Linked DNA regions of Mus musculus: region 2 is linked to region 1. The links are chromatin loops, found by intact Hi-C in ENCODE. Cell type or tissue: heart. All regions are shown on one strand. Each heading gives the region's core, and the rest is flanking DNA. Links, peaks and the distances in the headings are about the cores only.

Region 1 (5,380 bases), core at 185-5,184:
AGCCAATATGGTATCTAAATTCATTCCTAAAGCATACCCACAGAATACTTACATGCTAGGGTTATTTCGTATCCACATATTAACAAAATGAATACAGAACAAGAAAACAGGAACAGCAACAAAAACCCAGTTAATTGAGAAAAGATAGTAAAAGCAGCCTGTGAAGTTTGATACTTTATAAACGGCAGCAGGCGATCTGATATTTTCGTCTAGAATCAGGTCATTTTCTCATGTCTACACTCGCAAGCCTCTAAGAGAGGATTTATATTTATCATGGAAAATATTTTTTGTTTGTAAACTGTACCTTACTCTGTGAGACTTGAGGGTAAAAAGCAGAAATGAGCAAGTCAGGCAAAATCCCAGCATGGATGGGGAATCAAGCCTCCAGCCTAGCTGAGGAGGTATTGGCAATGGATGGGTGTTAGAAGACTCAGCTTTCGCAGGGATGAGGCCCCTGAGAGTCTACCCATGCTCCAGTAGACAACCCTAATGCCCACACGCATACAGACAGCACTAAATAAACTCAGTGGCTTTACAGAAAAACAAAACAAAACAAGACATTAATCTGGGAAGGAAAAGTGTGTGCCGGTGAACTGGGCAGGAAATGAGGGGGTTGTGTTTGATCAAAAACTACTCCATAGCTGGGTGGTGGTGGTGCACAACTTTAATCCCAGCACCCAGGAGGCAGAGACAGGTGGATCTCTGTGAATCCGAGGCCAGCCTGGTATACACAGCTAGTTCCAGAACAGCTAAGGCTACACAAAGAAATCTTGACTCAAAACAAAACAAAACAAAACAAAACAAAAACAAAAACAAAAAACCAAAAAAAAAACAACAACAAAAATACCCAATGGGATAGACAGACAGGCAGATAAAAAATACCCTACATGAATGTATGAGATTTCCAAATAACAGAACAAGCTTTATTTCAAAATATAGCCATAATTTAGTCAATTTTTAAAGTCACACTAGGAAGTCACAGTAATGGCAATGGTGGAAGCTGGCCGACTCTGCCTGACAAGTTCCTCTGGTTCTCTTTTAAAGGTGATGCTCAGAGTATTTAGTGTGGATTTCGTAAGAGAATCCAAGAAGAGCAATCTCAATAGCTTTGCCAGGGTTTGGACAAAAGATCTTGAAAAACCTAAGTCACTGTGCCCTGGCTCATCTTCCAGCCCTGGAGACAAGTCACAGCCAGAAGCCAGATGGCCTTCCCATCTCCCCAGCTAATATCTATATTGTAATCTAAATGTAATCCAGAAAAATTACAGCTCATACCAGGGAATAAATTAGCATGGAATGTGAGCTGCCCTCACTCTTTTGTATATTTACTCTTGTTGGGGGTGCCTCTTCCAGTGTGCTAAGATGGACTATTAATAATCATGGCAAGTATCTGAGGCTGGAGGTACAACCAAGATTTCCACCATGCTAGACCCAGAGAAGGTTAGTTACTATATCTCTATAAAGGAGGAAAATAGGGCAACATGAAAGCAGAGAAAAATGAGTGTTCCGAGAGAGACCCCTGGATTTTGTGTGTACTTTTTGATGACTACTGACTGGACTGATGAATTGACTCTGGCACAGTGTAATCTGACGATGGAACTCATCTGAATGCCATTACAGATTAGGGAAAACAATCATGAGTTTGTGCAATTAATCCAAGTCTCTGGCTGAAAGACAAGTACCAAAGACCAGAATCTCACCAATGTACACTGAACTAATACCTAACATCTGAACTTTGTCTGAAAATAGGTCCAAAGTCCTTTCAAGGTTAAATAGATCTTTGCATAGAGTTTGCTTTCCAACAGCCAAAAATTGTGCTGCAAAGTTGCGGAGAAAGAGAGGACCATGCCCACCAGATCCAATAGTGCCTCCTGCTGGAAATGATCAGAACTTCCCATTAGGTCAAACGACCTCAGCTTCTACAAACAGGCTTCATGCTGCTTAAAAGGTTCCCCTTCATATTTAGCGTCACCACACCAGACGTTTGCATAATTCATACTGAACTGCATTTGTGCATTACTTATGTTTTCTTCAAACCGCCCTGAATTACTTAATGTCCAGCTCATTGCCAACTTTCCCAATCCTTCCTGGGGTTTGTACAAGCTGTTCTCTTTGCCAAGCAAACACCTGCCCTTGGTTAAACTCTTCTTTCAGAGTTAAGATGAAAGTTGACTTCTAAGAAGTCTTGCTTAATGATAAAAATTAGACTTATCAGCTACTGTTCTAAGTTCTTTCAAATCATTAAGGTTAACTGCTGGAAATGGGGACGATTATATGTTACATGAGAGTAGAAATTGAGGCAGAAAGGAAATTTGTAAAAGTGTTAGAAAAATGAGCCAGGAAGTTTGTGGTAAAGAAAGGAAACGTTAATGCCTGACTGGAGAACAAGGTAGTTAAGAAAGATGATGGAGAGGGTGCAGAGATGGCTCAGTGCTTAAGAGCATATAACTGCTCTTCCAGAGGCCCCAGGTTCGATTCCTCTACCCAAATGGCAGCTCACAAAGGTCTGTACCTGCAGTTATGTGGGATCTGATGCCCTCTTCTGGCCTCCGCAAGCACATGGTGCAGACAATTAGGAAATACAGTAGAAGGCTGCTCTTTGGGGCATGATCTGCTCAAGTCTCTGTAAATGCTTGCTTTAGTTCTTTTGTACTAACATAAGGGGCACTCTTGGACTGTGAATCCTAGGATCATATAGCTCAAGTGAATGGTCACTGGAGCCCAAGCAGTCTTGAGGTGCAGCCACGTCCGGCTCGATCAGTTTCCAAGTATGACAATTTGCCTCCAAAATAGTCGCGTAAAGGATAGTGTGCATCGAGACACGGGAGAGCTCAAGGCCTGCCTTCCATCATCCCAAGATCGAATGCTGTGAACATCTCCATACTGGTTCCTCCGGTTGTTGCCTTAGGGAGAGGAACGTAAGCCTTCCCCCATTGCTTCAGTGGAAAAAATCTCTCCTCACAGACTCGGCGCCCAGAGGGCTGACCACAGCCCGCCAGGTTCATACCCGGAAGCTTCGCACCCCCAAATTGAGCGCGCGCAGAGGCGGCAAGGGTGGCGGGAAGCGCCTCCGCCCCGTCCCGTCCACTAGTCCGTGTCGGGGGCGTGGCGATAACAAGCCCCGCCCACACCAAGCTGGCCCTCTCGGCAACCGGCACAACACAACAAAATGGCTGCTGTGCTGTCGGTCTCCTGAGGGGAAGTATCCCGGCGTCTCCGCCTCGCCCCTCCCGCTAGGCCGTTCCTTCCCGTGCTGAGGCGGTGAGTGTACTTCGGCGTCCGGACCGAGCCTGGGTGGCGGGCGGCAAAGGCCGGAAAGCCCTGGTCCAGCGTGAGGTGTGCCGGCTCCGGACGCATTCGGGGCGGGGGAGTGTGCTTGGAAAGGGGATTGGACGGGAAGGAGGAGGGCCGGGGCCGGCGTGGGCAGGGGAGGGAGGGCAGGGGAGGAGAGGCGTGCACAGCCTAGGTCGGGGCGCTGCTGAGTCGCAAAGTTGGGGTGCGGCGCTTAGAAGGATGAGGTTCCCGCAGAGAGGGAAGAGTGCCGGGGTGTGTCACCGTCTGCGGGATAACTGCGATGGAGATGGGCTGGCGGTCCTGAGGGCTCTGCTGTTTAACCTCAGTTCTGTGACTCTGAGCTTGTTCCTTTTTTCCTTTTTGAAGCATGTGTGGATGATGGGGGTGGGGGGACGGACACGGGACACATATCGTGATGCGCATATGGAGGGCAAAGGACAACTTTGTGGAGTCGGGTTTTCTCCACTTTTCCGTGGGCTACAGATACAGAACTTAGAACGTCAAATTAGCACAGAAAATGCCCTTACCCACCGAGCCATCTCACTGGGGCTCTGGGCATGTCCCTTAACCACTTCCTAGATGTCTTAGTTAAGGTTTCCATTGCTGTGGTAAGACATTGTGACAGAAAGCAACTCCGGGAGGAAAGGGTTTATTTGGCTCCCATGTCTCTGGTTGCAGTGCATTCTATATCACTAGACAATTCAATTATTTTGTATCCTACATCATAGTCTTCTCTTAAAAAATCTGAAATTATAAACCATCTAGAATTATTCTTATCAAATCCTCATTAAATTATTATGAGGTCCTATGTTACTTCCCCTGATTAGTAAATTATTACTTCTAAGTAATGATTCCTATAGAATTAGGGAAGTATTCAGTGGGTTCCAGAAACCTGGATCACTGAAAGATTAAGTGATGGTTCCACACCCCTGCTTCCCTCCCTGAGTTGCCATAGCTCCTGTGAAGTCTGCATGTAGAAACACACACTATCTCATAGGCTGACCCTCTCAGTGAATCAGGGTTCTGAGAATGGACAGCACTTATGGACAGAAATAGAATCTGCAAGGACAGCTTCGTTGGTTGCAGATGAGCATTTGTCTTATTTGAAGATGGTCTGATACCACACTCAGCTAGTTTTTTCAAAAGTATATTGTTAAACTGGGCTTTCAGTTTCGTTTTGTACATGAAGGTAGTATTTGGCTATAGGGAAACTCAAGGCCAAAGGAAAGCAGCCTCAGGCCAAATTCAACTTATATAAAGATTTGTATGCAACATTCTATTACAATATCCTTTTCTGATACCAACTTGTCATTGGATTGAAAACTACTTAATATACTATCTCACTAAATATTTTTTTTCCTAAAAATTAGCTGTACGTTTGAGAACTGAGGGTCTACATTAGGTTGCCCAAGGTGATGTTTAAAGGGAACAAAAAGGAATTGTGGAGGAGCGCTGACATTTAGAGGAAGTAGAGGAACATGAGCCAGCAAAGGAGGCCATGGAGTAGAACAGGGTTATGTCAGTAGAGCATGGTGTCCCAGACCAGCTTCTGGGAGGATAGAGTGCTTACAAGTGTTGGTTGTCAAATATTCCTGTATGTGACCTTGTATGGAAAGGACCTGTGAAAAGTTTGAGCTGATAAACTGAGAAAAGAAGTAACTAGGGACACTCTGAGCTGAGCATGTGTCAATGACAGGCCTTCCAGGTCTCCTTCTGTGGAGGCTGATCAGAGGTTAAGGAAGCACTGGTCCATAAGCTTGGAGAAGTGTGGGCAGAGTCTATTCCATAGCCTTCCCGTTGACAGCATATGATCTGATAGCTCTAGAGAGAATGTAACACTCTCAGTAGCTGTGGAGACTTAGCCTTGTTAAAGACCTCGGAAACTCTTACAGGTTTTGATGGCCACCTGGTTTTATTCTTGCAATGAAGAAAGGTTCTGAACGAAGGCTCTCCAAAGCAAAGATGCCGCTGTCATCTCATTTTCCTGGGCCATCATCTCTTAGGTCCAGCATGCGATCTAGGTCCCTTTCACCTTTAATTGGATCTGAGACTCAGCCTTTACATCCTGGCGGACAGTGGCCTGCAC
Region 2 (5,380 bases), core at 127-5,126, 220 kb after region 1:
CTTCTGGCCTCTACAGACAAGGCATGTACAGAAATTCCTGTAGGCAAAAGACTGTGCATATAAAAACATATAAACTGGGCAGAGTGGTACATACCTTTAATCCCAGCATTTGGGAAGCAGAGGCAGACAGATCTCCGAGTTTGAGACCAGTTTTTGGTCTACAGAGTGAGTACCAGGACAGCCAGGGTTATGATAGAGAAACTTTATCTTGGAAAACCAATACTACTACTACTACTACTACTACTAATAATAATAATAATAATAATAAATAATTTATCTCAAAAGGACTGAAAATGCACACATATCTACACATTTAAATTTATTATTATTCAAATTGACCTCACCTCAAGGAAATTAACATAAAACCAAACCAAATCATAGAATGTAAAAGTTCACATTGTATAGTCACTTTTGTCGTCTGGCTACAGGGACAGCAGAAGTGCCTCACTTGGGAGCTCCTAGACTGTTCAGAGTGGTGTATGACACTCTATGTCCTGTGTCAGCTGTTTTATTCTAAGATGAATTGGAGCACAATAAAAAGCATGAGTAAATCCCATTCACCATTGAGATTTAATTAATCCAAAATGTATTGGATTTCCTCTGCTGGGGAAGCCCAGAAACATGACTTATATCTAAAATAAGGGACTCAGAGTCACATGCCCCATTGCACAAAGGGAAAGGGATGGGCTAACCCGTTTGCATTGCAGTATTTAAGAGGCAATCCTTCCCTTTTCCTTACACAGAATGTAGGTGAACATCTTGTTGTAAACTGTCATGAACAGTATTATCTAGGTAAAGACAGATAAAATAGTTGGGAATTTTATCTTAAAAATGCATGCTATCTGGGTCTAAGAACACTTTTTAAAGGGGAAACAGGCTGGTGAAAAATTTGGCCAATCCTAGCACTTCATTTTCTCATCTTGGCAAATTTTTACTTCCAAAAGTATTTATATTCAAGATACAACTATTTCCTCCTCTTCCTCCTCCCTTTCACCAGCATCCCACACCAGACTTCTAGAATTTAGCAAGTGTTTTCTTGAGAGAGGCAAAGAGAAAACAGGTTTTGCAGACCACAGAGCCTGAGCAAATACTCAAGTCTACTATGGCAGCATACAGCAGCCATGGGCAACACACAGGGACAAGGATTGTGGCTGTGTTCTAATAAAACTTACTTACATAAACTGACATCTGATTTTCATTTGTAACAAAACATTGACCCTTAAAAAAGACCGTATAAAAATATAAACGCTGGACTGAGGGTGTTTTTTTTTTTTTTTTAATGTAAAAACTATTGACAGAGGCTGGAGAGAGAGCTCAGCAGTTAGGAGCACTGCTTGCTCTGGCAGAGGACACTTTATCATTAGATTCCTAATTCTTCCCTCAGACGAACTGCTAAGATATATGTAGGAGCATGACAATTTGGGGCCAAATTCCAATCCTAGCACTTCATTTTCTCATCAGTAAAATGGAAGAAAGAACAGTACTTAGTGCACAGTGTTATGAAGACCAAATGAAAAAAAATACATAAAATGCTTGCTTGACATATAAGGGTAGTCAAGCAGTGACCACTATTACCAATACAACTATAAGGCAATTAATAAATAGCTTATAAGGTGTCTTAGTTAGGGTACTACTGCTGTGAAGAGGCACCATGACCACAGCAACTCCTATAAAGGAAAATATTTAATTGGGGCAAGATTACAGTTCAGAAGTTTAGTCTATTATCCTCATGGTGATGGTATCCAGGCAGACATGGTTGCTAGAGTTCTACATCTTGATCCAAAGGAAGCAGAAAAAGACTGTCCTGAGCTTCTGAGACCTCAAATCCCCCCACCCCGAGTGACAGATTCCTCCAACAAGGCCACAGTTCCTAACTGCCACTCCCTATGGGTCAAGCCTTCAAACACTGAGCCTATTCACACCACCACATAAGGAATAAGTGGTTTTATTGGGTAAACTGTCTTCTGGGACCTGCATGCCATGGAGAAAATATCAAGGCTAACAATGTGTTTGGGGATTCCATCTCAGGGGGGGAGAACAGATCACACGTGGGGCAGTAAAGAGTTGTGAACTCTGTCAGGGAATCCGTCACTCTCGTCTTTCCCACTTTCTCCTGAACGTGAACTGAATGGGAAGTGGGTATATCCCTGCAAGTCTAGTCATCTTTAATCTTTTCATTCTTTCTTTTCTCTATGAAGTAATATCATAAAAAAACCTCAACATTTCAAAAGAAGATTCACATATATCTGTGGGGGTCTCTGAGATCCCAGGGCCAGCAGAGTGTTGATGTGTGAGAGATAAGAAGACAGTTTGGTTAACACAACTCAGTAGTCAGTGTTGGCTCAAACTTTGAGAGTCTGACCCCAAGTAGTTTATTTTAGGCATATTCAACCACAGCACAATTTGCTGAAAAAAATTTTCTGATGCTAGTGAACTCAATCCTGTGTGCACAGTAAAGCTTAAGCCATGCTACATGGAAACTCTCTGTGAAGTACACGTGACATCTTCCATAAAGATGGGGTCAGTCAATTGACTGAGAAAAATAAGCTCATGATGGCGGTCTGTGGGAGGACCTGGCGTGGCCTTGGCCATAAAGATAGGACAAAGTTCACCAAGCTTTGACCTATTTCTTCTCTCAGCGTTCTGGGCAGAAAACATCCCCCTCTCTGCAGAGCCAACCCTATGTGTTTAACATTCCTGGTTCCCTGGTGCTTATCTGTGAGCACAAAGCCCTCTGTACCTCCTACACAGATCTTATTGGGAGATAGGGCAGTAAGGTTATGCCTACAATTGACTGACTCTGGAAGTCCGGGAACTTGCCTAAGTGACCCAGGTAGTGAGTGATGGTACTGAGCCCACAACCCAGGCTTTCCATTCTAATGCCACTCACTTCCCTGGACCATGCTACCTTCCCTCAGTGGGCATCCTTTTTATTGTCTCATAATTGAAGGCATTTTCTTGGTTATATCTCCAAGGTTCCATCTACTAAAATATCAAACACAAGCTTGAGGTCCAGGTTTCTTTGGTAGTCCCAGAGTGTAGGCAGAGACAGAAAAGAAAAAGGAGGTGCAAGTGTGTTACAGAGAACTGAGGCACACTTGTATCCTCTAGATTCTCTAACTTCTCTCGGGTTTCATAAGGTACACTATCTTTCCTTGCCAATTATAGTTCCTTTATTGTTAATACACACCTGAATAAGCAGACTTAAGAATACATAAGGAAAAGAATTGCCACATCCTAAAAATCAAAAAACAATAAACTATCAACGTTTAACAAGATGATTTACTCCCATTTCCCTTTTCTTTCAGCAAACATTTATTCATCTGCTATATGCCTCATACTGAGCTGCTCTCTGTGTAGCTCTGGCTATTCTGGAACTCACTCTGTAGACCAGGCTAGCCTTGAACTCACAGAGATCCACCTGCCTCTGCCTCCCAAATGCTGAGGTTAAAGACATAGGCCACAACCACCTGGCTCACCCTGAGTTCTTACAATGAGGCAAAAAAGGAAAGGGTAACAGATGGGTCCAACTGACAGTTACATTACACAATAGTCAAGACACAAGTATATGCAGGATTCTAGGCAGATACTGCTATGTGCTCATAACAGTTTACAGGAAATTGCCTGCCTGTGCCCTCTTTAAAACTCATTACCTAGTTTAGTCACCTCTGAATCACTTTATCAACATTTTACATTTTTAAAAGCAGGCCAGATAGTTATTCACTCTGTCTTTTACAGTGTAAAGCATATGCTATTCAGTGACACTGAAATCTATTTCATCACAAACTGTATAAACAATAGCTTCTGCAGTCTTAGTCTTCCGTTTGAGTTCATTTATCACCACTGGTGGTTTAATCAGGTCAATTATTGAAGAAGTTAAAGTCCCACCATTCTGATCAACTGTAGCAACTGAAATAAACATATCAGTCCCATGGTTCTGCTTCTTTCCAAGGGATCCTCCCCAGGGATCTATCTTGTTGACAAGGCTCTTCTTTACAACAACACTTTCCTCTGCCATCCACCTGCACTATTGTCCACTGCTCTAGCTTAACTTCCTTGGTTGGTCCTAGCTTTGGCCATGTTTATCTACGGGGGACCACTTCTCCACAAAGACACAAAGAGGCAGAGTTGGCACTGTGTAATTGCATGCTTCCATCAGAAGCAGTCCTCTGGAGTGGCTTTCTCTGGGAGGTCCTGAGTCACACTGATCCTTTAGGCTCCCTTTGTTTACTCCCTCTTACCCTCAGTGAAGTCCTGAGGCTGGACCAGACCCTCTATTGTGGTACCTCCTTTATGGATCGCTGCAGGACTGGGAACATCCCTCGGGAAGTCAGAGCCTGGGTTGGAAACCTGGTTCTCAATTTTTTAGGCTGTCTGAAATTTTATCACTCTGACTCAGTTTCTTTACTGAAAGACAGAGAATAAAGACATTTCCTTGTCCCAGGATTGCAATTAGATGTTTGGCAAAATGACGCACATTTAAAAAGTTCTGTTTAGTATGTTATAGTAATAGATTTCTTCCTAGTGTTAAATCTCTGAGGCTTACCAGTGAGAAAACAAAGATTAAAAGGTGGGCAGGTGAGCTACCCCAGCCCACAAAGGTGCTTGCTGTAGCATGGATGGCCTGAAGTTGATCCCTGGATCACACTTGTTGGAAGGAAAAAGCTCAAAAGTTGTCTTCTGATCTCTCCACAAGATGGACACACACACACACACACACACACACACACACACACACACAGTAAAAGCAAAGCTTTTTAAATAAAAAAGTGACAAAGCCAAGCAAAATTTCAATTGTATAATACTTGAGAAAAAGCCCAATCATTTTCACTAACTCAAGATTTCTGTCTAAAACAGCCAAGTGTAGAACCAAGAAAAGGGGTCTAGAACCAAAACTCAAATTGGTCTGTGAGCAAGAAAAATATAATGATCTTTAGGAATAGAGATTGAGTTCATTCCTAGGGCAGGGCTCCAAATCCACTTCCCACAGGGGGGTCCTAGGGTGGGGCTCCAAATCCAACCCCACTTCGGTGGTCTGAGTACAGGTGAAGGAGACCGCCAACACACCCACACTTTGATCTAAAGCCAGAGACCAGCACTGAAGAGGCAGACTTGGCACTTTTCTCCTGTTCACATTTTAGAATTACATTTGAATTTTAAGCCTTTGTGACTAAGTCACTAAGTATCAGTTGTGAGGACTCAATAAGATCACATTATAAAACACTTAGGGTAGTGCTTAGCCTATTAAGGGTCAGTTTTGCTATGGCTCTCTTTAATTTTGCTATGCTCCCAGTTGGGGGAAGGGTTAAAGTATGGAGAATGATACACACACAGGCTTTTCTGCATAATCCCGAGGATGGAATCCTGTAGGTTTCCTATT

Evidence for each region. A loop is a pair of places that touch in the nucleus more often than their neighbours do. Peaks named below come from ENCODE experiments on the same cell type or tissue, not always from the same donor. Only the 100,000 strongest peaks of a DNase experiment are listed, where the experiment ranks them.
Region 2: a loop joins it to region 1, with 5 times the contacts of the local background. A loop is called at or near these places in 1 of 42 quality-filtered maps.

Annotation. Positions count from the first base shown.
Region 1 is chr2:35,106,369-35,111,748 of GRCm38, forward strand. Cntrl (centriolin) reads left to right here and starts at 3,128. Exons shown (of 44, transcript NM_001379274.1): 1 at 3,128-3,261; 2 at 5,187-5,380. The coding sequence starts at 5,218. In heart, for the core only: CTCF peaks have their summits at 1,865 (motif pointing left) and 2,539 (motif pointing left); a DNase peak (open chromatin) is centred at 3,123; H3K4me3 peaks cover 1,965 bases; H3K27ac peaks cover 1,318 bases.
Region 2 is chr2:35,330,334-35,335,713 of GRCm38, forward strand. The region is part of intron 1 of Stom (stomatin); the gene reads right to left. Among named protein-coding and RNA genes, the nearest start is that of Stom, 4.0 kb to the right of the region's middle. In heart, for the core only: no CTCF peak of the experiment used is centred there; no DNase peak of the experiment used is centred there.